Linked DNA regions of Homo sapiens: region 2 is linked to region 1. Evidence: read pairs that join two places in POLR2A ChIA-PET (ENCODE). Cell type or tissue: Panc1. All regions are shown on one strand.

What was found. ChIA-PET counts read pairs that join two places held together with the same protein. Peaks named below come from ENCODE experiments on the same cell type or tissue, not always from the same donor. Only the 100,000 strongest peaks of a DNase experiment are listed, where the experiment ranks them.
Region 2: POLR2A ChIA-PET joins it to region 1 with 7 read pairs; 3 of 35 experiments call an interaction of 5 or more read pairs at or near these places.

What each region holds. Positions count from the first base shown.
Region 1 is chr19:33,396,377-33,401,376 of GRCh38, forward strand. All of the region lies in intron 12 of PEPD (peptidase D), which reads right to left. Among named protein-coding and RNA genes, the nearest start is that of CEBPG, 25 kb to the left of the region's middle. RefSeq lists an enhancer at 1-546. In Panc1, CTCF peaks have their summits at 1,916 and 2,134; no DNase peak of the experiment used is centred here.
Region 2 is chr19:33,116,157-33,121,156 of GRCh38, forward strand. It overlaps GPATCH1 (G-patch domain containing 1), which reads left to right. Exons shown (of 20, transcript NM_018025.3): 16 at 1,669-1,885; 17 at 2,854-2,961. Among named protein-coding and RNA genes, the nearest start is that of WDR88, 13 kb to the right of the region's middle. RefSeq lists an enhancer at 2,294-2,463. In Panc1, no CTCF peak of the experiment used is centred here; no DNase peak of the experiment used is centred here; H3K27ac peaks cover 1,107 bases.

The DNA.
Region 1 (5,000 bases):
CTGGGCCCCTCTCCCAGCCACCTGGTCATCCCGCGCCTCAGTGCCCCTCTCTCGCCCCGTCAGGACTGTTTTGGAGGTGGGGACACTTCCTGCCACTTCTTTCCCCTCCTCTGACCTCACATTGGCAGCACCCCCGTCACTCACAAGTGGCCAGGACCCTGAGGGCAGGGACAGAGCCAGGAGCGGGGGAACGAAACACAAAAGAGCTCATGAATCGTGGGCCACCATTGCTGTTCCAGGTTGATAGGAGCTGGGCCCCCAGTGACAGGGGCACAGGAGGCTCCTGGGTGAGCACAGGAAAGAGTAGAGAAAGGCGGGGAGGCCAGGGAGGGTGGGGGGGTGAGGAGAGAGGGAGCTGGGTCGGGGCTGGGAGGCGAGGCTACAGGAGGCTCTGGGGCTTGCAGGCGGAGGGCATGGGGCCCTCAGTGCTGGGGTCCTCTGGAGCTCCAGGGTGGCTGCAGGGACTGAGCCCGCGGGACAGGGACAGCTGTGCTGCTTCTAGGAACAGCCTTCCTGCTGTGGCTGTGCCAATGCAGACCCTGACTCAGGGCCACCCTGCCGGGCTCGCCCATCCGTCCCAGCAGCGCCTCCCCCCATTCCCCTCACCATGCATGCAGGGGTCTGCATGGGGTGGGCAGCCTGCCCCAACACAGGAGCCGCGCTGAGCTTGGATCCCACCCAACCTCCCGTGCATGGCACTCCCCGAGGTCCTGCAGCTGCTGGGCCTGCCCTGCCACCCGCCTGTGGACTCCCAGCCGCCAGGGTAGGGTCTCCGTCTGAGCGAGCGCAGCCTCCTTCCTCGCCGACTGTGAATGACAGTGAGGAATGCTCCCCCACCAGCCCTAGGATCAGGGGCCAAGGCCTGCATTCCTCAACCCCCCAGGGTCCTGACCATTCTTTCCTGCCTCTCCTTTGGGCTTAGCTATGGGGTTTCCTGCTTTATTTACTCTCCCTGGAAGGTCACAGGATGCAGTCGGGCAGTCTCGGTGGGGTGTTTGTCTTGGCCCAGGAATTGAACCCACGAACCCAGGGCATTTCCGCTGGGACAAGGCAGGGGGCTGACCTGGCCACGGCCTCCTCGATGCTACGGGAGGCGACCTGCCCCATCCGGAGGGCAGCTCTGTGGGCCCAGGGCCTGCCCCACGGGCCTTCACTGTGTGTGATCCAGATGGAGTCCGACTCTGCCCTTGGGGGACACCAATGCCACACAGCTCAGTGTGGGTGGTAGGTGTGGGGGGGCTGCTGGGGGGCTGCTCCATTCCCTTACACAGGGATCCTCCAGACCCCAGGCTGGGTCTGGGCAGCAAAGCCCAGTGGTGGGTGGGAGCGGGGCTGGGGGAGGACCTGCCTCCCATGGTCTGAGATGAGCCTAGCTGGATTTGGCCTTGTGGCCCCAGACACCCCTGCCAGGCCTGAGGCCTGTGCCTGCCCCAAGAGTCAGCATGAACCAGGCAGCACCACGGGATGGGAGACCCAGCTCAGGCCTTTCTCAGTGCCACATGGGGCCTGGGGACTTGCCCCGAGGTCTGGCCACTTTCTGGACAGAATTGGGGCTGCTGAGTTGGGCCAGGGAGCTGGCCAGGATGCCAGCTGTGGAGATGCCACCCAGGTCCTGCCCAGGCCGCAGCAGGCTTTCCTGCAGGTGAGGCCAGCCAGGGCTGGGCCATCCCTGGTTTCAGCACAGGAGACTGAGGGGTAAGACAATGGCTTTCCCACCGAACACCCCCCAGGCCTTGGCCCCTATGCTGCGTCAATCCGCCGCCCTGCTCCCCGTGGCCTGGTGCTACCTCTGGCACCCTGATGGGCCCGGCACTGCCTGCTGACCAAGCTGAGCTCCTCAGCCTGATGCTTGGGTGTACAGGGTTGCTGGGCTTGGTGGGCCCCCGCCCCTCACAGGCTGCAAAGCTCTGCTTCGCCGCTGGGAGGCTCAGCCCCTTGCAGCCTGGGGCTCTGACTTTCTGGACATCTGGATTTCACGACTGCCCGTGGATGTCTGACACTACCACTTGATGTGATGGTGACACAGTTCGCAATGACACAGCCCACCTTGGCACAGCTACAGAGTGGGAGGCCAGCCCTGTACGTGAAGGGTGTCTGAGAGACTCTGGCCCACCTGAGAGGCTGTGCCCGGCGGAGGGCTCTCCGTGGAGGGTACAGGAGCTGGGCTCACAGATACTAGGTGAATACACCACAGGCCACGCTCACCTGCCAAATCCTCCTGCTGGATCTGAAACACTGATCATTCATTCGAGTGACTAGTGGTATTTAAAACTGAGCAAGAAATTCTCATCCCCAGAATGAAGGAAGGAGAAGGAGTGGCGCCCCTGGGCGACTGCTTCGTGGAGGCTGGATTGGATTTGACAGCTAACGGGGGATGCTTCCCATGGCTGAAGAGTCAGAAAGAATAAGAAGGGACGCAGCAAGCAAACTGTCCCGTCCCTTCCTGCACCTCCTTTATGGTTTTCACAGGCGCACGGGAATTCACGCTCTCACTCCCTCTTCCTTTTACCCACAAGGGCCCGCTGGCCATACCCTCTGGCGCTCTTCTGTCCTCACCCACCCATCTGCCTGGAGACACCTGTATATTCATACTCAGGGGTGGCAGCTCCTTTTTGTTTGTTTTTTGAGACAGGGTCTCACTCCATCACCCAGGCTGGAGTGCAGTGGTGTGATCTTGGCTCACTGCAACCTCCGCCTCCTAGGTTCAAGCGATTCGATTCTCGTGCCTTGGCCTCCCGAGTAGCTGGGATTACAGGCATGAACCATCACGCCCAGCTAATTTGTGTAATTTTAGTAGAGACAGGGTTTCTCCATGTTGCCCATGCTGGTCTTCAACTCCTGACCTCAAGTGATCCGCCCGCCTCCCAAGTGCTGGGATTATAAGTGTGAGCCACAGAGCCCGGCCTGCTGCTTTTTAAGCAAAGCAATTCCGCAGAAAATGCTGTTTTCCTCGGCAGCTGCTAAACCAGGTGAGTCCGATCAGCGCTGTCACCCCATCACAAGCTTATTGACTTTTGGATTTTCTGTCCTGTCTTCCTTTTGGGGCACATCTGGGGTCCCCCTGCTTGCACTCATGCGTTTGTCAAGCTCTGTTCCTGTTGGATGCGTGAAGGTGTGGGGCTGGGGCCTGGCACTGCCCCCAGCGTCCCTCCGCGGCTCCTCAGCCTCTGGTGGGGGCTCTGGAGGCTGGACTGGGCACCATCTGCAAAGGCCTGCCCACAGTCTGCCTCCTCTGAAAGCGACGGTGGCTGAGGGCCCCTCTGAAGCACACTTGGGCCGGCGATCGAGGCTGCAACTCATCCCAGCAACGGGCTGTGGGGCCGCAGGGACTGCTCAGTCGACCGCCGAGCCATCAAGTTCTGAGGCCGCATTCTGGAGGCTCCAGATCTTTCTTTCTTCTTTTTTCCTTGAACACTGAGGGCGCACTTGGCAGCTGCCAGCTCTCTGTGGGTCCTTAACAGAGGGCACTCCATGTCTAACTAGATGCCACGGTCCAGAGCTGGCCAGGCCCGCTCTGAAGTGGACTCTGCCTTGGGAGAGCAGGGGTCTATCCTTCGCCTGTTTGGGGCTTAAGTAAGGTACCTGGCCAGCAGGCGGCAGAGCTGGGGCTGGGCTCGGGGCACTCTGGGTCTGGGGCCTGCATCCTGGACTCTGAAGCCTTGCGCTACTGGGCTATCCCCTCTGCCCGCGGTAAGCCCACCTGGCTCCTGGAGGACGCCTGAGCTCCCCTACACAGGGGGCTGCCTTGGGCCTGCCTGTCTCTCTGGAGGTCTGTATAGCTGTGGGTGAGAGGCAGTGGGCGAGGGTGGGGGCAAGCTGGGGGGGCTGGACTATGACCTGGGCATGGCCAACACGAGGTGATCTCTGACCTCGACCCAGATGGAGGGACTCCAGGCTGCAGAAGGTGGCTGGGGCCTGTGTGCTGAGGGCGGGCCCTGGCCAGACGATCCAGCTGTGAGTACAGGGCCATTGTCCTGTGCCACTGCAGCCCTGGCCCCAGCCCAGACCTGATTTTCCACCTCTGTGAATTTGTGGCAGCCCCAAATGACCGAATTGGCTGGAGACTGTTCTGTTGCTTATAACCAAAGATGCAGAACCTGCGTGCCTTGGGGGGCCAGCTGTGCCTGGGCCGGTGTGGGCAGGGAAAGCCCCTCTGCGCTGCAGGCTGGACCCTGGCAGCTGCCGAACAGATCTCAGTCAGAGTCGTGGGAGCCATGTGCCTGTAGAGGGCCAGGCCTAGGGGTTGGCCAGCACATGGTGATCCCATAGGAACCTGCCCAGGCTCTGGTGAATCCAAGGATTACGGCAGGGGTGCTGTGTTGAAGCCCTGGAAGGCTTGAAGCAAGAACATGAGAAGACCACATCCCTCAATTCTCTCCTCTGGGCAAAGGTGACAAGCCAGGACCTCCCATCACTGCTGGGAAATGGTTTCTATTGTTGCAGGGCAGAGAGCTGGGGTTCGATCCTGTGGGTGCTAGACTCCACCCCTGCCAGGGCTATGGAGGACCCAGGGGTCACTCGGCAGGAGGCTGGCTGAGCGGGATGGGGACAGCGGGAGGTGCCCAGGGGGAACTCCTGAAAGCTGGCCTTGTTGGGAGGATGCTGGCTCCCCTCCAGGGGACCTCCTCTGCCTGCCCTGACAGACATCAACGGCGCGCGGTGGGAGGTCAAGAGGTACCAGTGGGGCCTGTGCAGGCTGCCTGGGGTTGGGAGGGCTGAGGGCAGGACAGGTTGGCCTACGCTGGCCGCTGGGAGAGAGAAACACCAGGCCCATCCTGGCCTCAACATGGCCATCATGGTGGTGACTGTGACCCCTGCAGGGCACTACCACAGGCCAGGCGGCCTTGCAGGTGCTTTACACAGCTTAACTCAGTCTCCATGAGTCGGCTGCTTCCCCATTTACAGATGTGGAAACGGCCACCCAGAGGAGGGCTTTCCATCCAAGGTCACAGAGCGCTGAGCGGCACGTGAACCTGCTCTGACCCCATGCCAGTGTCCAG
Region 2 (5,000 bases), 280 kb before region 1:
CCTTTTACTCTCCTCCCTCTATGCTGTCTTACATATTACATGTACACACAATGAAAATGCCATCAAACCAGTGGTGATCATTTTTGCTTTTAGTCATTAAACATATTTTAAAAGAACCGATGCAGAGACAATAGCCTACTCTGTTTAATCAGATATTTTCTATTTCTGTTGCTCTTTCTTCATCCTTGAAGTTCCACGTTCCCCTCACCTATCATTTCTGTCTGAGGAACTTCCTTTAGCATTTCTTTTAGACCAGTTCCAACAAGTGATTCTCTTAAATTGCCATTATCTGAGAATGTCTTATATTTTGTCTTCATTCCTGAAGGATGTTTTTGCTGGATATAGAATTCTGGGTTGATAATTTTTGTTTTGTTTTGTTTGTTTGTTTTTTGAGACGGAGTCTCGCTCTGTCACCCAGGCTGGAGGGCAGTGGCGCGATCTCAGCTCACTGCAAGCTCCACCTCCCAGGTTCACGCCATTCTCCTGCCTCAGCCTCCCGAGTAGCTGGGACTACAGGCGCCCGCCACCACGCCTGGCTAATTTTTTGTATTTTTAGTAGAGACGGGGTTTTACTGTGTTAGCCAGGATGGTCTCGATCTCCTGACCTCGTGATCCACCCGCCTCGGCCTCCCAAAGTGCTGGGATTACAGGCGTGAGCCACTGCGCATGGCCAATTTTTTTTTAAATTAAACTGCTACTTCCTCCGGGGTTTCGTGATTTCTGATGAGAAATCTTCAACCATTCAAATTGTCCTCAGGCTGGGTGTGTTGGCTCACATCTATAATCCCAGCACTTTGGGAGGCTGAGGCAGGGGGCTTGTTTGAGGCTAGGAGTTTGAGACTACCCTGGGCAACATCGTGAGACCCCATCTTTTACAAAAAATTAAAAAACTAGTTGGGTGTGGTGGCATGCACCTGTGGTCCCAGCTACTCAAGGGGCTACGGTTGGAGGATCACTTGAGCCCAGGAGGTCAACACTGCAGTGTGCTATGATCGCACCATTGCTTTCCAGCCTGGGTGACAGAGTGAGACCCTGGCTCAAAAAACCCCAAAACAAATTATTATTCCTCTGTACATAATGATGTGATTTTTCTCCTAGCTGCTTTCAAGATTTTTACTTGGTCTTTGGATTTTAGCGGTTTGATTATGATGTATCTGGGTGTGAATTCTTTTGAGTTTATTTTGTTTGGGGTTTGTTAAGTTGCCTGAATCTGAGTTTGGAAATAGAACAGAGGCACAGTGCTCTACTGCATTTTTGGGGATCCTAGTAGCTGGGATTACAGACGCCCACCACCATGCCCAGCTAATTTTTGTACTTTTAGTAGAGACAGGGTTTCACCATTTTGGCCAGGATGGTCTCGATCTCCTGACCTTGTGATCCACCCGCCTAGGCCTCCCAAAGTGCTGGAATTACAGGGGTGAGCCACCACGCCTGGCCCGGTTTTGCTTCTTTGACCTCATCAGCACATTGTACAGTTGTTGACTCGGAAACACCACAAAAATAGAAGCTATGTGAGTGATCACTGTTTAGTTGGGTGGTGTGTGGCTATGGATACCCATGTACATGAGCATAAACATAAATATGTGTGTCTGGGAGTGTATTCTAGAATGTCTCCTCCCTTTTACCCTTGCCTCTGTATCCCTGACTCTTATTTCACTGTCAATACAGACCGTCAACAAAGATGTGGACGCACAGGCTGAAGGAGAAGGGAGCCGCCCATCCATGGACTTATTCAGGGCCATCTTTGCCAGTTCCTCAGATGAAAAGTCCTCATCCTCCGAGGATGAGCAAGGTGACAGTGAAGATGATCAGGCAGGCTCTGGGGAGGCCAACTTCCAAAGCTCCCAAGACACTGACTTGGGGGAAACATCATCTGTGGCTCACGGTATGTCAGTATTTCAGACTCGGGGATCTAAAGGAGAAGACAATGACTCTAGGACAGCTGCTTCTCTGTTTACTCTATAATCTTAAACCCGAATGATTAGCAATCAATGATATGTAATCTTTTATATGTATATAATTTTTTTTTTTTTTTTTTTGGAAACAGGATCTGGCTCTGTCCCCAGGGTGGAGTACAGTGGCGCAATCTTCGGCTCACTGCAGCTTCCACCTCCTGGGCTCAAGCAATCCTCCCACTTCAGCCTCCTGAGTAGCTGGGACTACAGGAATGTGCCACCACCCCTGGCTAATTTTTGTATTTTTAGTAGAGATGGGGTTTCACCATGTTGGCCAGGCTAGTCTCTAACTCCTGACCTCAGGTGATCTGCCCACCTCAGCCTCCCAAAGTGCTGGGATTACAGGCATAATCCCAGTGCCCGGCTAGTTTTCCAGACTTTTAAAATTTTTATATCTCTTCTATCTGAATATATAGTAATCTGCTTAAAAAACAAGATTATTAACGTGAATATGATCATTTATCTTCAAGGTTTTTTCTTTGATAATTTATTTTGAGTGAAACTTGTCTCCCGCAGTTCTCTGTGATGGGACATACATAGTCTTACATTCCTGATGGTTTGTAAGATTTTCCTTCTCAGATGGCCCTTTCTTGGGGACACATTTCTACTTTTCAGGTCTTAGGGGCGCTAGGCTACGTGCCCACGGGTGCACTTGGCACGCTGTACCTCAGCCATTGCTGCCCTTGGTTGCAGGTGCCCTCGTGTGACTGACTTCCAGCTCTGGAGTTCACAAGGGCAGCACCGGGGTCTGCGTGTTCACTGCTGCATCCTTAGCACCTGGCAGGAGTGAAGTGGTGTGGGCAAGCATATGTTATCTGGTGGCAAAAGACATGAATGAAAGACTCAGAGACATTAACATGGGGCAGACGAATGACATGAACACCCCGCTGTTTTTCAGCTCTTGTGCCAGCACCCCAGGAGCCGCCACCTTCCTTCCCGATACAAAAGATGCAGATAGATGAAAGAGAAGAGTTCGGCCCGCGGCTGCCTCCCGTCTTCTGCCCCAGTGAGTGCAGAGCCCTTTGGTTCGCCCATTTTTATCAGTGTGTGATTGCCCTGAGATGGGGACAGTGTGACTTAGAGCCGACCAAACATACGTGCTTGCTTCTGGTTTATATGTTTTCAGTCATATTTTAAACCCGTTGTCTCCACCTAGTGCCTGAAATGATAGTTGTTTCTATACACCTTCAGAGACCTCCAAACTTTATTTCCTTTACCTGCCACATGTTTACAGGAGGGTCCTAAGTATCTTAAGTTTTGTTATAGAAATATAAGTTTCCCAACAGAGCTTAAAGAAAAAGAGCCTGGCCGGGCACAGTGGCTCATGCCTGTAATCCCAGCACTTTGGGAGGCCGAGGTGGGCGGATCACGAGGTCAAGAGATCGAGACCATTCTGGCCAACATAGTGAAACCCCGTCTCTACTAAAAATACAAAAATTACCTGGGCGTAGTGACGCACGCCTGTAGTCCCAGCTACTCTGGAGGCTGAGGCAGAAGAATCGCTTGAACCCGGGAGGTGGAGGTTGCAGTGAGCCGATATTGCACCATTGCACTCCAGCCCAGGTGACTGAGTGAGACTCTGCCTCAAAAAAAAAAAAAAGGGGCTGCAGCCAGGCACAATGGCTCTAGCTGGGCTGGTGGCTCACACCTGTTATCCCAGCACTTTGGGAGGGCGAGGTGGGAGGATTGCTTGAGGTCAGGAGTTTGAGACCACCCTGGTGAATTTGGTGAAAGCCCATCTCTACTATAATTTTTATAAAAATTATAAAATTTTATAAAAATATAAAATACAAAATTATATATTTTATATATAAAAATTATATATATTTTTATATTTTATAAATTTTATATATTTTACAAATTTATATATTTTATATATTTATATATTATATTTTATATATTTTATATATTTATATATTTATATATTTATATTTTATATATTTATACTTATATATATATAAAATATAAATTTAAATATTTAAAATAAATATATTTTAACTTAATTTAAATATATTTCTAAATATATTTAAATAAAATATGTAAATATTTAAAATAAATATATATTCATATATAAATACATATTAAAATATATTCATATAAATATATATATTTAGATATTTTATAAATTTTAATATATTTTTATAATTTTTTATATATAACAATTATATATAAAAATTATATATAAAATTATATATTTTATACATAAAAATGATATATAAAATTATATATAAAATTATATATTTTTATACATTAAAATTTTATAAAAATATAAAATATAAAAATTAGCCAGGCATGGTGGTGTGTGCCTGTAATCCCAGCTAGTAAGGAGGCTGAGGCACCAGAATCATTTGAACCTGAGAGGCAAAGGTTGCAGTGAGCCGAGATCGAGATCGCGCCACTGCACTCCAGTCTGGGTGACAGAGCAAGACTCTGTCTCAAAAAAAAAAAAAAAAAAAGGTAAAAGAGGCTGGGTGCGGTGGCTCATACTTGTAATAGCAGTTTGGGAGGCCAAGGCAGACAGATCGCTTGAGCCCAGTAGTCCGAGACAAGCCCAGCCTGGGTGACACAGGGAGACCCATCTCTATTTAAAAAAAAAGGGTGGGCACGGTGGCTCACGCCTGTCATCCCAGCGCTTTGGGAGGTCGAGGTGGGCAGATCACGAGATCAGGAGATCGAGACCATCCTGGCTAACACGGTGAAACCCCATCTGTACTAAAAATACAAAAAAATTAGCCGGACGTGGTGGCATGTGCCTGTAGTCCCAGCTGCTGGGGAGGCTGAGGCAGAAGAAGGGCGTGAACCTGGGAGGCGGAGCTTGCAGTGAGCCAAGATCGCACCACTGCACTCCAGCCTGGGCGACAGAGCAAGACTCCGTCTCAAAAAATAAATAAATTAATTAATTTAAAAAAAATTAAAAAAGAAAAAGAGAAATTAAAAAAATAGTATACAAAATTGGAGGGGAATTGCAAGAAGAGTATTTAAGACTAATATATTTTTAAAATTTTATTTATTTATTTATTTATTTTTCAGACAGGGTCTCACTCT